2 separate regions of the Mus musculus genome follow, and region 2 is linked to region 1. Evidence: chromatin loops called from intact Hi-C (ENCODE). Cell type or tissue: heart. All regions are shown on one strand. Each heading gives the region's core, and the rest is flanking DNA. Links, peaks and the distances in the headings are about the cores only.

Region 1 (4,388 bases), core at 323-4,322:
GTACAGAAGGTAACTGATCCCTTAAAGAGGACGGGGACCTATCTGATGGTGAGGATGGCTCTGCCAGGAACCACTAGAAGCAGCCTGATAACTGGCACCTGGCTAGTGCTCTGAAGAAGAGGCAAAAAACAAGACTAGAGAAGGAAAAAAACTTGATAGACAAACACCAAATAACAGAAAATTCAACAGCATTTGAACCTACAAAAAATATCAGAAAGTAAAGAAGGTAAAGAGAAAGAGAGGGACAAAGAGAGGGAGAGGGAGAGAGAGGGAGAGAGAGGGGGAGAGAGGGAGAGGAGAGGGAGAGAGGGAGAGAGGCAGAGAGGGAGAAGAGGGAGAGGGAGAAGAGGGGGAGAGAGAGAGAGGGAGAAGAGAGGGAGAGAGGGAGAGAGGCAGAGAGGCAGAGAGGGAGAGAGGGAGAGAGGGAGGGGGAGGGGAGGGGGAGGGGGGAAGAGGGCCGGAGAGGGAGAGAGAGAAAGAGGAGAGTCCTTTGGATTTAACAAGAAATACCCATACCACCAGCAAAGAACCATTCAGTTCTTCAGGACAGAATGGGAACCAAGCAAGTGAAAATTTCAAGTAGCTACTCCTTCTAAAAGAAACAAAGAAGCAAATAACTTGGAACACAGAATCTAGTGGTGGTTTTAATTAAAAAGGGACATTTATCAGTGGAAAGGCATCAGCTAAGAGAGGGACCATTTATAGATGCCACAGGAAAGGGCCATCTTATGTGGAGATATCTACCAGGAAAAGCAGAAATAGGTAGAGGGGTTAACTTTAACACAGAGGAAAGGACAAAGGGGTTCCCAGATTTTCCCAGTATCTCAGAAAGCCTTCTGGGAAGCACAACTAAGTACAACGTCAGGTTTCTTTATTTTTGGCTAGCATTAGGCCAACCCTGGGGGTTAGCTCTGGTTATTGAAGGTGGATCAGAAATTCTAATTTGGTGTTGATGACATCATAGTATGTGTCTAGGATGTGATTGGCAGGCCACATATTGTTAGCCCAGTTATCTGGTTGTTGTCGTATCTGATTCAATTCTGCCAGCATGTGATCAGCCTCAGATCAGAAGAAAGAGCCAAAATTAAGCGACCACTTGCAGGGAACAGTGCCTAAGTGTTTGTACACTTATTTAACTTTATTGCTTATTAGCATTATATCTATGACAGTGATGTATGTGATTTCATTTAAGCGACAAGAATCTTTCATCATCATATGATGATTGTGGCTGGAAACATAATTTTAAAAATCCTTCAGTGGAGAGGATGGGAGTGACTCGACAGGATCTCTAAGTCCCTTTTCTCTAACATTCGAGAATGTTGAGAAGGGTCTGGAAGCACAAGGTTGGGGTTGGCTAAAAGTTGTAAAGAAGACTTGCCAACACCTCCAACTCAACAATGACTTACTTGTTCTAACCACAACATGCAAATAGCCATTCTTGTCTACAAGGCAACTCAAGACCAAGGGTATGAATAAGAATGCTTTTCAAAGGACACACAGAGTGCTGGGTCTATTGATAATCACAAAACATTAACCAAGTTTAAGGATTGCCACAGGCAACCAATCTGCTACCCTGGCCAACCTTAGTGTCAACAAAGATATTGTGTAAACATAAAGGAGAAAGGGGCTCTTATACTGACATCCACACCAACTTAGACACACTGTACAGGATGCATCTACACCCACTGCAACTGGACAAACAGCACATTGGGCAGTTGAGTATTAAACGGTGAACATGGGCCTTACACTTGAGTTGGGTGTTCGGATTTACAGCCACCCCAACACCTGGCCAGCATCTTAGGTGCAGAGGAACTTGCCAGACAGGTCGTGGGTGGCCTGCCGTTAAGGCCCCACGACCGTGGGAGAGCAGAGAGTAGAAAGTCCAGAAAGGGTGTGATGGGGGAAGCAGGGAGTGTACTTTTTTTTCCCGGAACAGTAGTTCTATTGCCCTAACCTGGGCTCAGGTAGCTGCCAGTCCACTTGGGCATAGCCCCGGAGCTGACATCTGGGCCGGGCTGCAGGCCCTGGCCCTCTGCCCCCCCAACACCCATACAGTCACCATGCCTGTGCAGCCGTCGCCGCCCGCTGCCGCCAGTGACCCGGTGACCCCGGAGGCCCGTCTGGGCCCGGTGACCCCGGAGCCCCGGGCATCCGGACCCCCGTCACAGGCGCAGCCGCTATTAAGGCAGGAGGCTACCAGGGAGGAGGAAGGGGAGGAGACAGGCGGCCAGGGCGCCTGGGGCACCGGCACGGCTGAGCAACGGCGGCGGGGTTGGGGGGAGGCCGACGAGGGCACGGGGAAGGCCGGCGGCACGGAGGCCGCAGGCTCGGACCCCTCGGCCCGCGGTTCGGGCGACGGGCAAGGGAGCTGGCGGCCGCTTCTCGGCTGGCTACGGCGCCCGCCGCCCCAGTGCTGCCCCTGCGCGGCGCCCCTTCCCCGCTCCGCCGCGCACTGTTGTCATGGAGGAACCAAGATGGCGGCTCTGGCCTACAACCTGGGCAAGCGGGAGATCAACCACTACTTCAGCGTGAGGAGCGCCAAGGTGCTGGCGCTGGTGGCCGTGCTGCTGCTCGCAGCGTGCCACCTCGCGTCCCGCCGCTACCGAGGTGAGCCGGCCCTCCCCCCGGCCCGGGCCGGCTCGGCCCGGGGGGAGGCGGCGCCGCGGCCCCGAGCGCGGGAGGCCGCCCCCCGCCGCAGCACGCCCACGCGCCGGCGGCCTCCCGCGGCCCCGCGGCGCCCCACGTGCCCGGGCCGACCCCTGCGGGCCCCTGCCCCCAGCCTCCCGCTCTCGGGGCCACCTCCTGCTGGAGCGGGGCTCCGGAGGCGCGCCCGGCCCCGCGCCCCGGTGCAGGAGGTCGAACCAGGGGCCCCCGGGGGCAGCCCTGGCGGCACCGCCTCCCGGATGCTGGGGTCGCACACGGTGCGCCCGTGGGGTCTGCCTCCTGCCCTGCCACTTCAGGGCCCAACGGTTGGACAGCGGCTTGGGCCGCCCTGCTTACTTTTGCCAAAAGGGCCAGTGTGGCTAAAGATGCCCATGGCCCACCTCCCTCCCGTGGAGGAGGTGCCACCAGCCTTTCAAACACTTTTCAAGAGTTTGGGTTGCACAGTTTTTGTTTTTGTTTTTACAAATAAAGACACTGAGGCAGGATTTTGGTTTTTGTTTGTTTCTTAAAGGAGTTAAGGAGTTGACCGGACTAGACGTGAGCGGGCGAAGCAAATAGTTAAGCCTTTTGAAAGCTGGCCTTCAATATGGGTTTACATACTGGTGGAAAGCTGGAAAGGAACCAATGAACTCTTCTCAGAAGGAATTATCCTTCAGTTGTCAAGGGATATTTGCTTGTTTTTTTGATTGATTTTTTTTCCCCTTTCCTTACGATAAATGCCACCAGGACAGTCACTGACAGTAGGAGGGAAATTATAATGATAGGATCTTTTGGTTTTGACCTTTGGTATCCTAAAAGTCATTATATGGACAGCTCTTGGTGACTGTGAGATAATTAGACAAATGTGACAGCCACGTGCACATTAGCGCTGGGCCCATTTATACTGTACAGCCCAGTCACGAGAGTACTAGAGTCTCGGCTGTATTCCCATTTCACATGATCTCTCAAAGTGGAGGCCATTTTGGTCAAACTTGATGGTTTGTTTCTACCTACTCTTGAGTTTTCCAGATCTTAAACTTTAGTATCATAGCTGTATCTTTTAAATATATTATCTTACAAATAGCTTAATTGAATTAAAAAAGATCCTTATGGCTAATTCTCCAGTCCTCTACAGATTCATAGCAGATGACCTATCAGAGCCTTGGCTTCTTACTGCTGACATCAAGAAAGCCTACATTTTCATATATACAACACAATTAGCAGTACTGATGAACCAACTGTTGATAACTCAGAGAACATGTTTCTTTTAAATGTGATTAATCTTTTTATGCTAGTTTGATATGAGATGACTGTCATCTAATTCAACTTTGTGTTTGTGATGTCAATGGAGCTAAAGTTTATGACTACAATGTTGTCCCAAATGTAAACCTACTGTGCCCTGCCTGCTTGTCTTTTTATTGTGCTTCTTGTCTTTTGCTAAGCTTGTGGAATACTAATTTTTAAATTTAGGTTATATTTTGCATCTTGCCAAGGTCTGTCATCATCGGGAGGAAAATAGAATGTCAGATGGGGCCTTATGAGTCAGGTTGTAAAGCCTCCTCCAGAAGGGACTTGTGAGTTTCCAAAGGTGCTTCAGTGCCTTGAGTGTGAAGCAGTACACCTGTCATATGTGCTTGTCCAGATTGAATATCAGGAACTTGAACCAGAGTCTGTGCAGGAGAAACTAAACATCTTACCAGGAACATTTTTGCCCTGGCAGTGTCAAACCATGTCAGGTGCAGTGC
Region 2 (4,388 bases), core at 180-4,179, 700 kb after region 1:
GGATGCAGTCTGGGTCTCCTTTATCATTCCCAAAGTGCTTTCCCCATGCCTAGTCCAGCATCTCTCAATGCTTAATGCATACTGTACAAGAGGATTGCTAAGAGAGGGGTGTGCTTCGTGTTGTGATTTTGTAGTGTGGTGCTGGGGCTAGAATCCCAAGCTTCGTGCATTCTGGGCAAGTGCTCTGTCCCTGAGCTACACTGCACATTATTAGCAAAGATATAAACGTTAAAAATAAAAAAAAAAAAGATAAAAGGAAGAAAGAAGAGGAGAGGGGAGGAGAGGGGAGGAGAGGAGAGGAGAGGAGAGGAGAGGAGAGAAGAGAAGAGAAGAGAAGAGAAGAGAAGAGAAGAGAAGAGAAGAGAAGAGAAGAGAAGGAAATCTGACTGTCATGCTGGCGTGTGCCTATAATAGCAGAAGTCAGGAGACCAAAGAATCCTGAGTTTTGAGACCAGACTGAGCTTCAAAACAGAGGATACACAGTGAGACTTCGTCTCAAAACCAAGAATTCATTTAAAATTTAGAAAAGCACCCAAAACCCAAGGCCGATGCCCTATCAGAACCAACTGAATTAGAATGTTTCACATGGTGCTACTTGGACGTCAAGACTCCGGGAGATCCCAATATCCAGGCCCCGTTGCTGTGCCCTTCGGGCTTATTTGTACAATGCAAGACTCATAGCAGTTTGCTGCTAAACAACCAATGAGTGCCGGCGCTTCCCTTTTGCCTATTAGAGAGAGGCCCAGTGTGAAGCACACCCTTCAGACTTGCCCGCCTTCCTCATCTGAGTCTACGTTGCCTCCCAGAACGCCTACAGAAGACTGTCTTTTCTCTTTAACCCTATAAGGAGCTGAGTACTACTGTTCCGGAACACTTTTGCAAGAAGTTTATAAAGTTTGAATTGGTAACTTGAAAGTATGATGTCTACCCAGAACAAACAATCGCTCGCTCTGCTTCTGGGACTCTGGTCAATAAATAAGGAAATGATGTAAGAACAGTAGCTGTCTCTCTCAAGCGTCTTTGATCTCCAGCGCCAAGACGGAAACCCTGAAGTTTCACCAACTATTAATGCTGGGGAGGGATGGGTTCCGGCTGAGCAGAACAGCACCAGTGACCTAAAATGAAGCTGTATAATTAGAGCGTCCACGCATGAGTAATGGTTTTGTTTTCAAATTAAAGCACTGGGTTTGCCCTTGGGGAATTTGCAAAGCTCTCTCTTGTCAGCCTAGGCAGAGGAACCTCGGCACCAGCAAGCGCTGGAAAACTTTTTCCCAAAGTGTCTAGGTCTTGGTGGAAGTGGACTGGGTCGGTTAAACGGAGCACCGGTAGCTATCCGAAGTTCTTCCTTCCATCCGGTCCCCCCCCCCCCCCGAACTAAACAAGCTCTCTCTCCAGTTACCTCCCCCCCTCTCACCCCCTCCCACCCGCCGCGCGAGCGCCCCAATCAGCTCGGCGGTCCCAGCCTAGGGACTCCCGACCCGGGACCCTCGGCAGCACCTACCTGAGCGCTAGGAACCGCTCGCCCAGCAGCGCCAGCCCGATGCCCAGCAAACTCAGAGCCACCATCCGGCCCATGGTGCGGGACCGGCCCGCCGTCTGGCTCGGGCCTGACCGAGCAGCTCCGGACGCTGGGCCAGCTCCCCGCCCCGAGCGCGGAGCCGCGCCCGATCCCCGCCCCGAGCGCCGGCTCTGCAGCCCAGGCTCCGCCCGGCGCCTCGTCCTCGGAGCACATCCGCACATGCCCGCGTGGGAACCCAACTGAACTTGATTCCTTTCACAAACACCCCGCCAAGCCTCCGATCCTCGCGCAGCTGCACCTGCTCAGCTCCCTGAAAACTTTAGGGTGGCCTCTGCGGAGTTCCCTTAATTTAGTTAAGTTTGGGCTTGCTTTTTGCTGTTTTGGCCTGGTGTTTGAGGATACTTTCCCCCTCTGTTGTGTATAATTTTGGCTTTGAGAAGCTAGGAAACAAACTCAGGACTTTGTTCATATTAGGCTAGTACTGAGCCATATCTACAGTCATACACTAGTTTTGTTATTACACATACGTGTGTATAACATTTCTATATTTAAATATAAAATATATTTAGATAGTAATTATTAAACAACACAGAAAGTATATTATATATATATATGAAATCTATTAAAATTGTACTTTTAAATGTTCTTATTGTTTTGAACATAAGGTCTCATGTGGTCCAGGCTGGTAGGGAACTTCTGATCTGTCTACCTCCATATGCCAAGTTCTTGGGCCACTCAAGGCCCTGCCTAGAGTAATATGTTTTGCCTTAGTTCTTTATTTCATATGCATGGTTGTTTTGCTTGCATGTAAGTATATGCACCACATTCATGCCTGGTATCCACATAGGTCAGAAAAGGGTGCCCACTACACCAGGAAATACAGCCAGTGTTCTTAGTGCTGAGACATCTCTCTCGTTCAGACATTTTAAATATTCCTTTCCTTTTTTTTCTTCTTTTAGATGGGAAAAAAGTGGTTCTGGACAGGTCTTATATAAGAAGTTAGAGTTGGAATTACATCCTTTTATATTAAGATTTATAGCCAGGTGTGGTGACGCACACCTTTAATCCCTGCACTTGGGAGGCAGAGGCGGGTGGATTTCTGAGTTTGAGGCCAGCTTGGTCTACAGAGTGAGTTCCAGAACAGCCAGGGCTACACAAAGAAACCCTGTCTCGAAAAAAAAAAAACCAAAAAAAAAAAAAAAGATTTTAGACTAAAACACCACAAACTCGGGACTCACTGGAGTACTAATCAATTTTCTCTTCTTTCTCCCTTTTCATTTTAATACTTATTGATATACACTTATAAAAATATAAAGAGGGAGGGCACTCGTTGAGATTGCGACAGCTACTGGGTATAACTTGAAATCAGTTCCTAATTGTTCCCAGTGCTTAATTCCCACCTGCAATGTTTGCAGAAGCTACACAGTCAGTTCCCGGGGACCATCCTTTTCTGACAGTGTTTTGTTATTGCAGCTCGAGGTGACCTCAGATTTGAGGCTCTCTTGCCTTGCCCTCGTGAGGATTACCAGCAGATGCTGGCACATCAGGCCAGGTTTCTGTTTTGTAACCAACCATTAAGGAAAAGCAGATGCCGGTTTGTACCTGGCCCCTCACCAAAGGGAAAAGAAAGAGATCTTCCTGTTCCACACATCTGTGACCAGCCCTAAGGGACTCTGGGATGTATCCACTGTCTGATAGACAGCTGAACAATTGCTCTTTCAAAGTCCCAGAAGATGTACTTTTTATGCACTTTCCATCACAGATAACTTCGCAAAATACTGTTTGTCAGGGCACACAGTTAGGTGGGTAGGATTGCCAAAGGGATCAAGTGCACTGAAATGTGATTATCGAAGTGCTTTGAAAGTGAGTGTATGCCACAGAAATACAGTAATGACACAGCCCTTCTCATCTTGGCATGGGAGCCACCCTGTGCCCTTAATGGCATCTCTGAGTTAGGTGTGATCTTAGCACAGCAAATCAGAAAGCTCTAGAAACATTCTTTCAAAGGAAGATAAAGGGCCAGGGCTGGTGACTGACTGGAATCTCACCATGAAGCTAAAACAGAGACTGGAGAATATTGGGTTTAAAACTAGTCTGAACTAGATAAAAGGCTGAAGAAAAAAATTCAAATGAGGTTAGGTATGTTATTTAAAGATACATGTAACAACTATAGTGACAACTATTGCTTCTTTTGGTAACAAAAATTTTTAGTAGTTTCTTACCTTCATAAATGAAAGAAATGCAAAATTTCCTTTCAAATCAATGTTTTTTACCTTCATCCAAAATTATCAACAGCTCTGAACTAACTAACCTACTTATTTGTGTTTTTCTTCTCTTTCTAAGTATCCTGCCTCTAAAATATACCCTCGGATCCTTTAAATCATCCACGAGCCTCTTAAGTGAAGAGATCCAACTTGGGATGTCGCTTCTGACTGACTGCATAGACAGGCATTGAATTTTACCATCCGTGGCATGAATCATCAGGAGAAACCTTGCAGATACCATCAAAATTTAGGAGGGCGTGGTGCTATTACCTAAGTTCCTGGCTTAAGGTTGAGAGTTTGCTCTAGGATTCCTGACTCATCTGAGAGGTATATAAAAGTATGCCTCATGTATTGTGAGACATGCCTCCGGAACCGTGGGGCAAGAGCCGGGCAAAGCGCCTCCCCACTTGTCCTAAAGTTAAGTAACAGATCATGGAGTTTTACAATTCGGTGCTATTCTTAATGCCTAGGGAGACACCATTAAGTGGAGTGTTATAGTAATTCTCACCAAGTCCAGACTTGCCCTAACAGTGTTTCCCGACAACAGCTGAGAGACAGAAATCCAATGGCTGGCTTCAGTCAACACCAGCCTCTGACGACTTCTT

What was found. A loop is a pair of places that touch in the nucleus more often than their neighbours do. Peaks named below come from ENCODE experiments on the same cell type or tissue, not always from the same donor. Only the 100,000 strongest peaks of a DNase experiment are listed, where the experiment ranks them.
Region 2: it touches region 1 in a loop (4-fold over the local background); 5 of 42 quality-filtered maps call a loop at or near these places.

The regions. Positions count from the first base shown.
Region 1 is chr6:4,598,695-4,603,082 of GRCm38, forward strand. Casd1 (CAS1 domain containing 1) reads left to right here and starts at 2,217. Exons shown (of 18, transcript NM_145398.4): 1 at 2,217-2,607. The coding sequence starts at 2,475. In heart, for the core only: no CTCF peak of the experiment used is centred there; DNase peaks (open chromatin) are centred at 2,097, 2,687 and 2,807; H3K4me3 peaks cover 2,165 bases; H3K27ac peaks cover 2,258 bases.
Region 2 is chr6:5,296,711-5,301,098 of GRCm38, forward strand. Pon2 (paraoxonase 2) reads right to left here and starts at 1,630. Exons shown (of 9, transcript NM_183308.3): 1 at 1,502-1,630. The coding sequence starts at 1,575. It overlaps Gm52887 (a long non-coding RNA gene), which reads left to right and starts at 3,577. Exons shown (of 4, transcript XR_003956397.1): 1 at 3,577-4,388. In heart, for the core only: a CTCF peak has its summit at 1,755; DNase peaks (open chromatin) are centred at 721, 1,061 and 1,661; H3K4me3 peaks cover 1,849 bases; H3K27ac peaks cover 1,614 bases.